2 separate regions of the Mus musculus genome follow, and region 1 is linked to region 2. The links are chromatin loops, found by intact Hi-C in ENCODE. Cell type or tissue: left cerebral cortex. All regions are shown on one strand.

Evidence for each region. Peaks named below come from ENCODE experiments on the same cell type or tissue, not always from the same donor. Only the 100,000 strongest peaks of a DNase experiment are listed, where the experiment ranks them.
Region 1: a loop joins it to region 2, with 4 times the contacts of the local background. A loop is called at or near these places in 3 of 42 quality-filtered maps.

Annotation. Positions count from the first base shown.
Region 1 is chr1:94,135,362-94,143,361 of GRCm38, reverse strand. No RefSeq gene overlaps it. Among named protein-coding and RNA genes, the nearest start is that of Pdcd1, 87 kb to the right of the region's middle. In left cerebral cortex, a CTCF peak has its summit at 3,722 (motif pointing left); DNase peaks (open chromatin) are centred at 3,667 and 6,429.
Region 2 is chr1:95,309,345-95,317,344 of GRCm38, reverse strand. Fam174a (family with sequence similarity 174, member A) reads right to left here and starts at 3,717. Exons shown (of 3, transcript NM_026321.4): 1 at 3,095-3,717. The coding sequence starts at 3,528. In left cerebral cortex, no CTCF peak of the experiment used is centred here; DNase peaks (open chromatin) are centred at 1,190, 2,787, 3,067 and 3,755; H3K4me3 peaks cover 2,667 bases; H3K27ac peaks cover 2,002 bases.

The DNA.
Region 1 (8,000 bases), 1.2 Mb after region 2:
GCAGAGCAATTCAGTCAGAAGCCAAGAGAAACCAACTTGAATCAGTCATCTTGGAGAAGAGTTTGAGCCAGAACAGCTGAGTTGAACCAGTCAGCCATAATTCAGAAAGAACTAAAAAGGGTGAGCTTATTCAGCAGTAAGCCTCCTACATGACAATTACATCTGTCTAATAAAAAGTTACTTTGACAGGAGGCATCTGAGAAGAGGGAAGCTCAACTGAGAAAATACCTCCATAAGATCCAGCTATAAGGCATTTTCATAATTAGTGTTTGATATGGAAGGGCCCAGGCAATTGTGAGAGGTGCTACTCCTGGGCCAGTGGACCTGGATGGAATAAGAAATCAGGTTGACGAATGGCAGAGAAGCACTTGAAAAAATGTTCAACATCCTTAATCATCAGGGAAATGCAAATCAAAACAACCCTGAGATTCCACCTCACACCAGTCAGAATGGCTAAGATCAAAAATTCAGGTGACAGCAGATGCTGGCGAGGATGTGGAGAAAGAGGAACACTCCTCCATTGTTGGTGGGAGTGCAGGCTTGTACAACCACTCTGGAAATCAGTCTGGCGGTTCCTCAGAAAACTGGACATAGTACTACCGGAGGATCCAGCAATACCTCTCCTGGGCATATATCCAGAAGATGCCCCAACAGGTAAGAAGGACACATGCTCCACTATGTTCATAGCAGCCTTATTTATAATAGCCAGAAGCTGGAAAGAACCTAGATGCCCCTCAACAGAGGAATGGATACAGAAAATGTGGTACATCTACACAATGGAGTACTACTCAGCTATTAAAAAGAATGAATTTATGAAATTCCTAGCCAAATGGATGGACCTGGAGGGCATCATCCTGAGTGAGGTAACACATTCACAAAGAAACTCACACAATATGTATTCACTGATAAGTGGATATTAGCCCCAAACCTAGGATACCCAAGATATAAGATATAATTTGCTAAACACATGAAACTCAAGGAGAATGAAGACTGAAGTGTGGACACTATGCCCCTCCTTAGATTTGGGAACAAAACACCCATGGAAGGAGTTACAGAGACGGAGTTTGGAGCTGAGATGAAAGGATGGACCATGTAGAGACTGCCATAGCCAGGGATCCACCCCATAATCAGCATCCAAACGCTGACACCATTGCATACACTAGCAAGATTTTATTGAAAGGACGCAGATGTAGCTGTCTCTTGTGAGACTATGCCGGGGCCCAGCAAACACAGAAGTGGATGCTCACAGTCAGCTAATGGATGGATCATAGGGCTCCCAATGGAGGAGCTAGAGAAAGTAGCCAAGGAGCTAAAGGGATCTGCAACCCTATAGGTGGAACAACATTATGAGCTAACCAGTACCCCGGAGCTCTTGACTCTAGCTGCATATATATCAAAAGATGGCCTAGTCGGCCATCACTGGAAAGAGAGGCCCATTGGACTTGCAAACTTTATATGCCCCAGTACAGGGGAATTCCAGGGCCAAAAAGGGGGAGTGGGTGGGCAGGGGAGTGGGGGTGGGTGGATATGGGGGACTTTTGGTATAGCATTGGAAATGTAAATGAGTTAAATACCTAATAAAAAATGGAAAAAAAAAAAAAAAGAAATCAGGTTGAACAAGTTTGGGGCGTCATCCTTCCTGGCCTCTACATCAGTCCCTGTCTACAGGTTTTTACCCTGATTGACTTCCTACCATGAGTTCCCTCAGTCAAAGAGTGCAAAAAATATTTTTTTAAAAACCTGTAAGTTTTCTTTCCAATGTTCCTTTGTTTGTTTGGTTGGTTGGTTGGTTGTTGGGTTTTTTAGGATTTACTTATTTATATGTATATGAATACACTGTTGCTGTCTTCAGACACACCAGAAAAGGGCATCAGATCCTATTACAGATGATTGTGAGCCACCATGTGGTTGCTGGGATTTGAACTCAGGACCTCTAGGAAGAGCAGTCAGTGCTCTTAACCTCTGAGCCATTTCTCCAGCTCCTTGGTCATATTTTATCACAGCAATAGAAGCTCTGATTCACCCAATACTCTAAGGTCTAACTTTTGTACATGTGTTTATGGCTCTATCTAATTCCTTGCAATGTTATTTAATATTTTTACCCTAAGTATGTTAACTTGGGCAACACACTAAAAAGAGGTTAGGGATGGTTATTCCTAAAGTATTCATAGAAGCACTGGCTATAGCATAATGCTCTTACAGAAGAGCATTATGGAACAAAGAGCATTATTTGGAACAAAGCAGGATGCTGTCTACCATCTGTAATTCTAGTTCCAGGGGATCCTCTGTCCTCTTCTGCCCTCCTGAGGCTCCTGACAACATATGGTGCACATAAACTCATGCACGCAAACACACATACAAATAAATAAACAATAAATATTTTTGAAGCTCTAAAAAATATTTCCAATTATTAACACGGGCAGAAAAGATAAAGACCAGAAAGTGTTGGGGAAAGAAAGGAAAATACAATTAAGCAATCTCAAGAGTTAACACAGACAAGAGGACACTAATCCAGAAAGGCCATCCTGTTTCATTTACCCCAAGACTGCACATATTCACTCTTGAAAATCCACCTTCTTACACATTGCTTCTTGGCTCAGAGGTAATCCTAACCAGCATGTGTGTCCATATGTAGTCATTTGTTTACACCCCTCCACTCTCCTTGGCAGCTCCCTTGAGGAGCAGCCACATCCTGGGGGTTATGCAGATCAGGAAAGTGGAATCCCGAGAGACTCCGCCATTGTCTTAGAACTTGAATTTATTTTTCTGGCCAAGTTGAGCTTTAGAACTCTTTGCACGTGGTGTCAAATAGCCCTAATGCAATACCAGGAAACAAGTAATGCCCAGGTTTCTCTGGTGCTCGTCTCCTTAAAATTTCCTTTTAAGAAAATGTACAATGATAGCCTGGTTGCGGTCATTTCACCTGTAACCACCAGCACTCAGGACGCAGAGGAAGAACGACAGAGACTTGGCAGCCAACCTGGGCTGTGTAGTGAGACACTATCTTGAAAAGTCAAAAGGAAGGAAACGAGAGAGAAGGAAGGAGGGAAGACTACTATGATAAGTATAAAAATAAATATATATAATGTACACATGTGTATGTATATGTAACTACGAATGAGGATAGTGAATCCAAAGGCAATATGTCACCAGTTCATAGCTTCTAGTTTGTTATATTATATTTATGATGTTTTTCCCTCTTCATTTTATTACAGAAATACACTTTTCAAGTTTTCAGGATTTGTTTAAAGAAAATTCTATATGAATCTCTTTGGGGGCTTTGTTTTGTTTTATTTTTCTCCCAGCAGAGCAACTATTCAAACTGAGACACCTCCCCCCCCCCCCGCAAAAAAAAAACTGAGAACCCCAAAACCTACAGTATATGTACATGTGGCTCTATTTTCTTTTCATCAGCATTCACCTTCACCTGCAAACTTTTCTGGGGAAAAACACACACACACACATACGTATATGTATACATATACATATATACCAATTTAAGCCTGTACCTTGCACGGTTGTTCCCTCTGTTTTTTGCACCTGTGTGTTTTTTAGGACATCATACGCTGTCCTCTATACTAATTGCACTTTTAATTTCAACCATTTCCCATTAATAATTTAAAACTGCATGCTTTGATTCGAAGTCTGGGGTAAGGAAATTGGGTGCCAGAAATCAGTTTGTTACACATTTGGCAGAGATTTCTTTTTACCCTATAGGCTATGGAGCTGAGGACCTCTGCTGGCAATCTTGCAGCTGTGCATGATTTTTTTTATTATTATTTTATGTTGCTGGAAGAAATGAGGTTACCTATTTAATCTGAACTAATCCTTTTTACTTAGAATCCTTTAATTGGCTTCTTAGAGCTGTATTGATCCTGCCACATTTTCAACAATTTGAGCTTTACATCTCACAATAATTGTTTTACTTGCATGAAAGAAATTCTATTAGGCAAAAAATGCATTTTAATATTACTAATCTTTTAAAAAAATAAGTTAAGTTTGTTCAGATAAAATGCCTAGATTTTTTCCTTAACATATATACATGTCTGTATATTTGCATATGGAAATGTGTGGATAGGTTCAGATACATAGAAGATACAGGTAACTCCTCAAAACATGGGACATGGAGCTTAATAAAACATGGAATGAAATGTTATGAGCATAATCAAAGTGATATATTCCTCACTTTTCTGAAATTTAGGGTTATTTCTATGTGATTTATTTCCACCTAGCATTGGGAGACAAAGTTTTGCCTAAATGCCTTTGGCAAGCATGTAAAACTTGGATACAGCTATCATGTCAATTAACATGTTGAAGCTTGGGAATGTAATCACACTGGTTACCCCATCTCGCAACTCCTTTGTTACTCCTCTGTGCCCTGGCCCCAATACATAAATTTAAAGATGATTACCGCTGAGACAGACCTTAGAAATCGTATCTAACCCTAATCCTGCGCTAGACTTCAAACCACCAGAAGAATTGTGAGAAAACAATAGCTACAAAGTATCTGTTTGATTCACTCTGCATCATTTGAAAGCCTGGCTTTAGCGTCCCCTAGAAATGATAAAATAAAATTAAAGACACCCTGCATGGTGGCTCAGGGATTTAATCCCACCACTGGGGAAACAGAGGCAGGTGGATCTCCGAATTCGAGGCCAGCTTGGTCTACAGTTAGCAGCCCTCATTGTGTCTAATTAAACTCTGCCTCGAAGGCACTGGCCCCAACTTAGTGTTCACTTTCCTAACCTTCAAAATGACTGGCGTGCACAGCCATCAGTTACTGATTGTGACCTAACTTACCCAAGTTCAGGAACTTAAACCTTTATTTCATAGTTTGAATGGTTGAGCAAGTGAGGGGTGGTTTATTTCAGTTAGTTCCAGCTCAGGTGTCAAACAAGGCTACAGGCAATGTCACATGAGACTGCGGTTTCCTGAGGCTCAGCTGGCTCTAGCGGATTTGCTTCCAAGCCCAATCCCGGAGCTGTGGCAGGGAGTTTCTGCTCCACACTAAGTCTCTCTGGAGGAGTACCCACAACATGGCTTTCTCCAAGACAAGTGAGATGGGAAAGAGAGAGTGGGGAAGAGAAAGCTACACAGTGGAAGAAAATTCACCAGCTATTCTCCAGAGGAGGATTAGCACCCAGATAGTTCTATGCTAAGAACTCAGATTAAATATCAAAAACACCATGTGATCAATAAATGAGCAAATGTGTTAAGAAGACAGTTCAAAAAGCAACCTACCATTGGCCAATAAATGTATTTAAAAGTTTAAACTTCAGGAAAATGTCGTAAGAACTATGTTAAGATTTTACCATGGCGCATTCATAACCACTAATGAAGATACGAGTAAAGGGTAATTCTTGTGCTCTGTTAGTAAAACTATAAACTAGTGCTGCTGGTATGGCAATCAGTAAGGATGTTCCTAAAATTACTAAAAATAAGACTACCACATGTTCCAGCAATACCATTCTTCGGTATGTACTCAAAGGACTCGTAAGTCAACACACCACAAAACACTTGTATCTATTAACAGATGAATAATACAGGAAATGTAGCATATATATATACATATATATATATGTATATATATACACATATATACACACACATATATATATGTATATGCTACTATATATATAACCAACCACACACACACACGTGTTTATACAGCCACAAAGAAGAACAAAATTTCCGGGAAACTGATGGAACTGGAAATCATCATACTAAGCAAATAAGTGGGACTCAGAAAGACAAAATCTCTAAATCCTTTCATATGTAGAATCTAGATTTTACAGCAAGACAGGAAAGGACAATGGGTATTGCTTTGGAAGTGAGCAAGATCTGAGACAGGAACAAGAGTGTCTAGGAAAGAGAATATAATCACGGTACATGTATGAAGACATCACAAGGAAACTGAATCATATTCAAATAGTATGCCAGCTTAGAGAGAGATGTACACAGCTATGATGACTGCTTTTATCATTTTTATTATCTTCCTAATTTATCTTTGCTAGTGGTAGTTAATATACATGCCTCTGACACTTGATACAAAAGAAAAAACAACAGTGTTCCCACAAAAACAATCATTGTACTTCTCTGGCTTTTCTTTGGTTTCAGTTTTGATTTGGGATTTGGTGATGGTATAAACTAAACCCACAGATTTGCACATATTAGCCAAATGCTGAGCTGCACCTCTGATCGGTATAGTCTCATAAAGACACACCTCACAGTCCCTGGACGCCATGATGAACTTCTGTTGACTCTGCCTACCTTTACCTTTCGGGTGCAATATTTCCTTTTTCTTTTCTTTGTCTCTCTCTTGGGTGCTGTCCTGAACCTAAGTTTGCATTTTCAAGAGCTCTGGGTTTCCTTGCTTTGTCTTCCTGCCATGTGGCTGCCTACCGCCATATGGCCGGCCTCCATGCAGGCTTAACTCAAACAATATGGCTTTCTCTGCTTCTTTGTTCCATTCTTGGCCAGGCAGCTACCGAGATACAGCTCGCCTGTCCTGAAGATTTTCTTTTAAACTCTAAAAAAATTGTTCTCCGGTTTCAAGAAAACAAAGTCGCTGGCTTATGAGATATGCACTGCAAATGCTGTATACAAAGTGCCAAATTCTGGAAACAGTATAAATCCCACAGCATACTAAACTCAGTAATACTTTCTGAATATGTTTTAATTGAAATAAAATATCACTTACCCTCCATCTTTCCTCCCTCCAGCCCCTCTCAGCTATGCTTTGAACCCCCTTGCACCCCAACTCTTGAGCTGATAGCTTCTAATTCTTGGATCATTGTTACATACATATAACTCTCTCTCTCTATATATATATATATATGTACATGCACAAATATATATAAATAAAACCTGAAGAATTCATTTGGGTTCTTTGTGTGTTCATGACTTCAAGGCTGACCACTCTGCACTGGACATCCAACGATGGCTCATTGCTAGGAGAAACTAGTTCTCCTTCTCCCAACAGTCATTGGTTGCCTGTATAGTTCTTTGTTCAGGCGTAGGACCACTTGAAGTGTTGACCCTTCCATGTTAACATGTCCATTGATATTGCCATTGTTCTTGTATATACAGCCATTACAGGAAATCTCAGAGTTCCTGGTATTCTAACTCTTTCCATGTCCCCTTCTCCCAACCTTCCATGATATTTTCTGAGCCATAGATGCAGGCACTGTAAAGTGGATTTATCCATTGGAACTGTACTCTCGAAATCTGTTGATCCCTTTATGATATCCAATTGTAGTTTTCTATGATGGCCTCTATTTGCTGTAAAGACAGACTTCTTTGGTTAGGGATAGTACATTCACTTATCTGTGGGCATAATAAAATTAAGAATGTAGTAAGAAATTATGCTGGTCTTATTAAGTGGAGGCAGTAAATTGTTTTCTAAGGTCCAAGACCTCATTAGCCCTAGAAAGCTGGCCAGGTTTCCAGTAACAGGTATGATTTCTTTCTGGTTGAGTGGGCCTTAAGTCCAATTGGGCAGCCACCAAGATGTGAACACCACTTATTGATTGCACTTTTATGCATAACTTGACATGCTAGTAATTTAGTTGTTCATAGATGTTGCAGTTTGGTAAAATGTTTTAATTGCTTCCCTCCCTTGGCAGTTTGCATAGGATTTTCTGGAACCATGGAAGCTAGATTGCATGATATGGCAATCTGCCTGCAAGCTATGCTGATGCAATAGTAGCACAAAGGTTGTAGGAGTAACCAACCACTCTCTGGTTGGATTTAAAGGCAATGAGATGGAACCCATGCTGACACTGCTTGGTCAAGGACCTGAAACTAGATAGGCTGTAAGCTTAGAGGAAAACAAAATACTGTTGTTCTGCTCATGGAACATAGTAATAAAATGACTCCTAACAACATTTTGCTGTTGCATGTAGCTTTTGCTACCCGGCCTAAGCTCCAGGAATGGATTGCACTACCAGCTCCTGCTCAGAGAATACTGAATCTGCAGATGAAAAAGACAGACACAAACA
Region 2 (8,000 bases):
ATCCAAAGAAGCCAAGGTGGAAAGGTAAACGATCCGCCATCAATGAGGAAGAGAGTGAGTGGGGGTGGGGACGGCACTGTTTAATTATCTGTGAACTGTTTGATGAATGTCCCTGTGCTATTCCAGGCTGTGAGTGCCATGGGGGCAGTAATGCTGATTTATTTCAAAATGATACTGTGATTGCCCAGTGTGGGCAGCTGAATAAATATTGACTGGCTGAATAGCTGAATCGATGCTAAATTTGATGCCTACTGCCACCACTTCAAAGGATTCTTTCTCTCTATTCCATACAGTGCTGTGACCGGAGAAGTCAAGGGACTTCCCAAAGGAGGCAAAGTAGATGCATCACAATGAATAAACAGGACAACATGGCAGGAAAAAAAAATGTTTGCTTTAAGACGAGAACAGTTAATCCTAAGCTTATAATAGAAACTTTTTAATATAATCAACATATACCCTTGAAATTGTAATAACTGTCTATAGTTGTTTTCTGGCCTTACACAGTTTACTATAGGAAGAAAGTCCTACAAAGAAAGAAATTAAATAGTAATTGAGTATTTCTTTTTCTATCAGCAAGTAGCAATCACCCTTTATGTTTATCCTCACCACTTACCTATTCAGCACCATAAAGCATGAATGAAGGCCCATCCATTAAGCAACATTATGCGCTCTATACTCCGTGCACAGAGCTACAAAGTTTAACAATGGGCATACAGTATAGAACAGAACAGACAAGTACCATTTTCAGAGAGAAGCTGTATTCATCGTACGAAGTTTACTTTGTTCCTACAGCACTCTAGTGATGTATTCAAGTTCCTCTACAGAAAGAATGCTGTTGCTTGGAATAATCCTATACTACCAGAATAAGTTATTTCTATCCAAATATTTGTGATACCATGTTTGATTAAGACAAAGCATTTTTAAAGTCTCATAGAGTTTGATATAATAAAATTTTACAATGAAAATAATCAGTTTCAGCCCACATCATCGGTTACAGAAGTGACCTGGGAATGGACTCCCTTGGCACAAGTAAGCAGCCCTGGTTCTCTGTCACACATACTTTGGGAAAGGCGCCAAAATGAGCAACCACCATAATGAGGATAAAGAACACAATATGGAAGTAAAGAGAGCGAGTTCTGGATATACCAAGATTTAGTCAGCACCAATCACATTTTGGATGTTAGACAGCCAACTAAATGTAGAACTTGGACTGCGCCCACGTGTGAGATGCTGCCTGGAGTGTGCAGTTTTTATCAGCCACAGTTCTAAATCTGGTGCTTCTCATACAACAGGATACGGAATTATCCCAGAGAATCAGAAAAGGCTGAGTTCTTTCAAGTTGTAAGGAAATGAACACAGAAAAGCAACAGCAGCAACTGTTTATATAAAAGATTCCAAATAAGGAGGAATAAAAATAAAATACCAAAACCAAGAAGCATATGGAGAAAACGATCAGTATAACTGTGCTTTCTATGTACCAGGAATGATATGGTCCTTATAGGCACTACGTACAGTATTACATTAAAAACTGCATAGTAAAAATGATTTAAGTTTCTTTTAAGATTTCTAATCATCAAGAAGTCTCACTTTGGTGGTCATGAGCTTTTAATAACTTCTGAGCATTATCTAACTCCCCAGTGACAAAGTGGGTGTGGATTTTCTGAACTTTCTAAATCAACAGCCTCCAGCTCAGTGATACTGCTTATGTGAGGGGCTTTCAAATGCCTTGCATTCCTTTATATGCTTAGAACTGTGGATTCTAACCTAGCATCAATGAACTCTGAACAAATTGAACACTTGCTTTAAAAATGTAATCTTAAGTTAACTGTTCATAAAACCAAAACTAGTAAAAAGTGACTTTTTTTCCTTCAAAATCTATTTAACATTTGGCCTAAACCGAGTACAAAAAAATAAAAAAGGGGGGGGACCCTAGATTTTCAAATTTGTGCCTGCATCAAATCATTTGTAAAATTTGGTTAATGGATACAAAGAAAATCCACCCTCAAAAACATATCAACTTGGAAAAGGGTGCACTTTAATACCCTTTTCTGATTCTTTTTAAGAATATATACAACACTAAAATGTGACAAGACATATTTTCTTGATATCAGTTCCAATGTAGAATTTCAAGCCTTACCAGTAAATATTTTGTATTTCATACACTTGTAAGAGAATGTGTTATTTGGAAAACAGATGTAAAGTAGGAGCTAAGGAAGACTTGTAAAAAAAACAGATTCCATAAGATTGTTTGGGCGACACAGAAACACCGTACCATTTTAATCAACCACTTAAGACACGCCATGTTGGCTTTCCATTTACAAGTACTTATTTTTTAAAAATCCACATTTCGTTTTGAGGATTTAAGGACATTAAGTAACGGTAGTGTGTAGTTATGGGAAAGTGTGAAGTAATTTGGAAAACAGGAAATAAACAAACCAGTACAGATCTCACAAAATACCATCTGCTCTCATTTTAGGGAAAGGGAAACCACAGTTGTTCTCTTGGCTAGCTAGCCCCTTCTGCTTGGGGGTCTTCCTCTATGTGACACCTCTCCAGAGATGTGGCGCCCAATTAATTGAGGACAATTTAACTTTGGGATAGATTAAGGGCACCATCTAAGAAACATAATTGGCAAGTTTTGCAAAAGTGAAACATCCAATCAGGACTTTGTGCGCTACTTTTATGGTACCCTGCCTCAGAAATAGGAGTGCATTCTAACAGGCAAAACGTGTTAGTTACACCAACTGCAGAGTAGTGAGAGAAGTATTTCACCGCACTGTAATCAAAATTCCTGGGGATGGAAGAGCACTTCTACTTCAGGGTCTGTGAAGGCAGAGGCAAGCCTCAGAGAGCAAGATGCTGAGGTTAGGCTACTGATTTCTAAAGGAAAGGCAACAGCTTGTGTCACCAGCTAAGGCAGCACAGGCCATTAAGACAGCCAACCAGATGGTCTTAGATTCCAGTTCCTGACGCTGGGGCGGGGGCAGGGGTTAAGTCAAGCCCAGGTCACAGACATTGTCCCTGCTTCACGGAGCAGGTCACCTGTCAGCCAGGTCTAGGCTGCAAGGGGGTGCCCATCGAGGCTGTGCCTCACCTGACGGTCCTGACCACGAAGTACACCAGCACCGCGGCGCTCACCACCACCAACACGGTCAGGGCCCGCTGGGTCATGGGTTTGTCGCCAGGACTGGGACTCACGGCCAGGCTGCCACCCTGGGAACCTTCTCCGGCCTTCCCTTCGAGGCCGTCCGCCTCAGACCCCGCCCCGGGGATGCTGTCATTGCGGCTCTCCGCGCCTGGCAGCCCGGCAGCATCAGACTGAGCTTGGCCCCGAGGCTGGGCCGCGGTGGGGCCCGGAGGAAGCGGCGACAGCGTGTGCGGCCCGGGCTTGGGAGACTTGGACTCCTGCACCTCCCTGACCACCATCGACGGTACCGCCCCGGACCCGCTCAGAGCGGGCAGCAACAACAACACGAAGGCCGGAGCCAGGAAGTGGCAAGGCCCGGAGCAGCCGCGCGGGGTCGGCATGGTCTCCACGCCGGCCTCTCAGCACGCCGCAGCCGCCGGGCCGGCCTCCCGGTCCGCAGCGCCGACCATGGGCGCGCCGGAACCGCAGAGCCGACTCTCCGGAGGAGAGCGGGTGGCTGAGACTGCGCCGGGTGGCTTCGGCGGCGGCGGCGGCAGCAGCCTGCCGGGACAACCGGAAGTTCGTACATCCCCGCAGCCACTGCTGCTACGGACGCCTCCGGTTGCTAATATGTAGGGGCGGGCTGCGCTCAGTGACGTCAGAGGTTCGAGCCTATTGCGCACGCGTAGCTGTGGGACGCTCTGAGAGGTCCCAACTAGGTTTTCCATGTTTCAGGAGTGTTCCTAATAGTGAAAAGGCTTGGGCCAGAGTGGGTAACCTGAACAAGATGAACAGTTATGCCTACAGTTCTTTCCAAGTGGGGAAACGGGAGCAATAGGAAACTCGATTTAATTTCCTTGATGTCAAACTTCATAACTACATCTAATCAGTAAACACTTCCTCTCAGTTCCCTCAGGAGGATCACAAACTTTAAAGAGAGCTTTTTCTAGCTGTAAGGGTATCGACTATTCTTGGAATCCCTTTCTTTGGAAAATGTAAAGTTGTTTATTCAGGTTTTCCCCCTTTAAAGTGTAAATATTTGTAAAAACCTCTCTTGTCAATTTCCAGAGACCTACAGTCATCCTTTTGAAATAAAACCAACAAGAAAATTGTGCCCCTGTTAACTAGTTTTTGCTATGGGCTGCCTCAAGCTGCAAAACTATCCCTGAACTTATGGAAGAGAGAAAGTTTGTATATTACCTTAGCAAATACCTGGGGCTGTGATCTGCCTACTCTAGTTTACTTTACAGAACTTGAACTCCAAATTTAGTTCTCTTACATTTGAATAATGTTGCCTTTATCTAAGATTTCCATCAAGTAACACTGAGAAAAACCAGACACCTGCCTGGGGCATTGGAGCATGGGTTGTGTATAAATATGATTAGTTCTTTCTTGAGCTTTCTTTCAGTCTATTATAAACAGATTTTTTAAAAGGCTTTCTCAGACATCTGTCAAGAGTCAGCTGTTTAAGGGTCTGGAACTGCAATTTAGTCCATGTCCTGGAAACTATTAGGATTACCCTGAAGACACTGCAGTAGCTATAGAGGACCTCTAAAATCACAGCTGAAGACATGTTCTAGACAGCCTGTTCCAATCTTAAAATGCAGAACGTCACAAGACAGGTATCTGTGAATTCTACTTAATTTTGCAGGCATTTTCAAACAAGAGCTGAAGTATTTCCCTTGTGAGGGTTAACAAAACTTCATTTTATGCTAAGCATCCAACTTGGTACCCATTAGCCATTTGTCTCTGACTCCAGTCCCTTGAAGATAAGCTCCCAGTAACCTGGACTCAGTGACCACATACAGAAATGCACAGCCATGGCATTATGATATGACTAGCTGCTTTTTTAATTGTGTAATTTACTTATGCAGATACCCAAAGATTGTTTGGCCTTGCCCACGTAAGCTTGGCAGAAAAGACCAGTATTTGGTTATTTGCATAAATATTGAAGATCTTGTGGTTTTGTCTTTAAAAAGCCTTTCCCCATACCACTCCTCACAACATGCATGAGCTTGGGCTTTAAGACTATTGCCCTGCTAGCAGATAATCAATGCATCTTTTAATTATAATGTAATTGACTCTATAGTATTTTCCCGAGGGGTCAAAAAAGCCTCCATAACAACCTCTTGGCCAACAAGAGATCTCTGGTTGATACAAACATAGTTCTTCATTCTCAATAGGTGTTGTGCTATAATTTGTGCAGATACACTGTCATTTGCCCACAGGTCTGCTGTAGTCAGTATAGACATTCTTGTAACACCTGTTTTTTTGTTTTGTTTTGTTTTGTTTTGTTTGTTTTGTTTGTTTTGTTTTGTTTTGTTTTGTTTTAATAGATGGTTGAGGTCACTTTTTGAGCCACCAGGAGAGAGTCTTCTGTGTTGTCCCCAGTTTTTGCAATATTGGGCACAGTAGCTTCCTCTGTATTTACCTTTCCTTGTTGAATTTTTTTTCTTTGTCACTATTGGTGCTGGATGAACTATAAAACGATCAAAGGCAGAGTCAAAGTAAGCGTGGTGGTTTGAATAGGTTTGGACCCCATAGACTCATGTGTTTGAATGCTTGACCACAGGGATTAGCATTATTAGGAAGTGTAGCCTTATTGGAGTAGGTGTGGCCTTATTAGAGAAAGTATTATGTTACTGTGAGGGCAGGCTTTAAGGTATATTACCTTGTTTTACCAAAAATACACCATTATTATTCTTAATTTACAACTAAGAAAACTGAGATAGAAGATAATTTTGCTAAGACAGGTGTGTCTAGTAGTATTGCTAAATACAGACCCCTTGTGGTTCCAGCAAACAGATTATTTACTGCTTTATTATTATGTTTGCCCAATTCTAGCTTATTGTCTCAATCTGCTATTTCTAGGATAATAGGCAATAACCAGTCACCGTAAAATCATTGTGGCATAAACCAAGTAAACATTTCTCTTTCATACATGAGTGATTAAAGTCTTGTCAGCTATCTCAGCCTAAACCTGTCTGTACTTGGTTCTAGGCTGCCTGTTTAATTCATTTATACCTGGTAACTTCTTATATTCTTCCAGGATCAGAGTACTGAAGTTATCATATTCTTTTCAAGGGTAGTATCAAGTAGAAGGGTAGTAGAGAACAGACATAGAGAGGAACAATATGTTTGTTTGTTTGTTTTTGTCTAATGAGGAAAATAAATATTAACCTAAAAAATAAATCTCAACTGATGCTGTTGATTGTTCTTGTTCAGTGATAACTGTTACAGTTGATATGAATGTACCTAGTTTTTGAAGAACCTCTAGAGTTCAGCATTAAAAAGGACATGCTTGGGTCTCCAACACAGCTATGTCAGTAGAGAAAAAATAAACTTGGTATTAACAGGCATTCCATTGCCAGTTAAATCATCCATAGGAAAAAAATTACTAATTATTCTCCAATGTCAAAATCTCCATGCTTGTCCATTAGTGGTTAGGTTTAACTTTACTGATCATGTATTACTACTGTACCTGATGGAAATGTCACATATTCATACTGTCTTTTTTTAAAACATTTTAAATTTTTAATATTTTAACAATGGTGTGTGTGTGTGTGTGTGTGTGTGTGTGTGTTTGCTATATGAGAGAAGGGGGGCATTAATTATCTCTGTGTCTGACACTTTGACCAAAGTCCAGGCAGATGCTGCTGTTCTGGACTGGTGCCTGGGGCCATGCTGATGTCAGAGTTGTGCAGAGCTGCCCCCAACTCTTGCCTGAACCTCACTGGAGAGTTAGCCTCATAGGAAAGATGGCCTTCCTCACCAGCTGCAGTACTAGAGCTGGCCCTGGTTGCAGGCAAGGGAGTTTGCATTTAAGCCAGCCCTGAGGGTCTGAGTGATGGAGAGCTGGCCCAGTCCCTCATCTGCTGCAGCACTTGAGAGAACAGGCCTTGGCATCACAATAGAGCTGCCTCTGATGACAGGTTCAGGTGGGCCAGCTCCAAGGGCATGAGATCTGGGGAAGCTGCCTTGTCTCGTGCTGGCTACGGCACTGGATGAGCTATCCTGGGCAGTGCTAGAGAACTGTCTCTGGTGTTATGTGCTGGTGAAGTAAACAACCCAGGTACCAAGCAGGCTCAGATCTAGAGCTTTGAGTTGGCCCACCTCAACATCTATCAGATCTATAAAAGGTTGGAGTATATGAAGGTGTAGGTCCTACAGATACAATGTGGCAGGACCTGCATGATACAGGAAAACAACAAGATCCCCATGAGGGTCCAGTATTGGTAGTGTAGCAGAAACCAGAGACTTTGAAACAGAACAAGGAGTCTTTGCAATGAACATTTGCTAGTAAAGAAGTCCACAAAAGTTATACTGTAGATAGATTGTGATATAGCTACCTCTCTGAGATTTTTCTTGTGGGGGATGAGGTGAGGTGGTGCATGCTGCAAAGGAAGAGGGTGGGTACAAAAAGGTAAGATTGGGGTGTATGATGTAAAATTCACAAAAAATCAATAAAAAGTTAAATTAAAAGAATACTTCAGTGTTACTTGGCCTAATAGATTTTTACCAACTTTGGGCTTTGTAAAACAGAATTTAGGTACATATATCACTACTCACTATGGATTTACAGGTGACATTTTTGTGCCTAACAGAATGTCTTATACATGCTCAGCATTCATGAAGTATTTACTGAGTTTAATGGAAATAAAGTTAATTTATGACAAGAGAGAGAGAGAGAGAGAGAGAGAGAGAGAGCTGTAAATGTAAGCTTCAGAAAAGCCAGAGATTAACGTGCTAGAAAAATGGAAAAAGAAGAAAGGATCTTTATCTCCTCACATCAGAGTTGTATATTGTGGGAACTAAAAAGAGGGCCCAGGGAAGAGAGAAAGGACCCACGCCCCACCAGAGTTCCACCCACTCT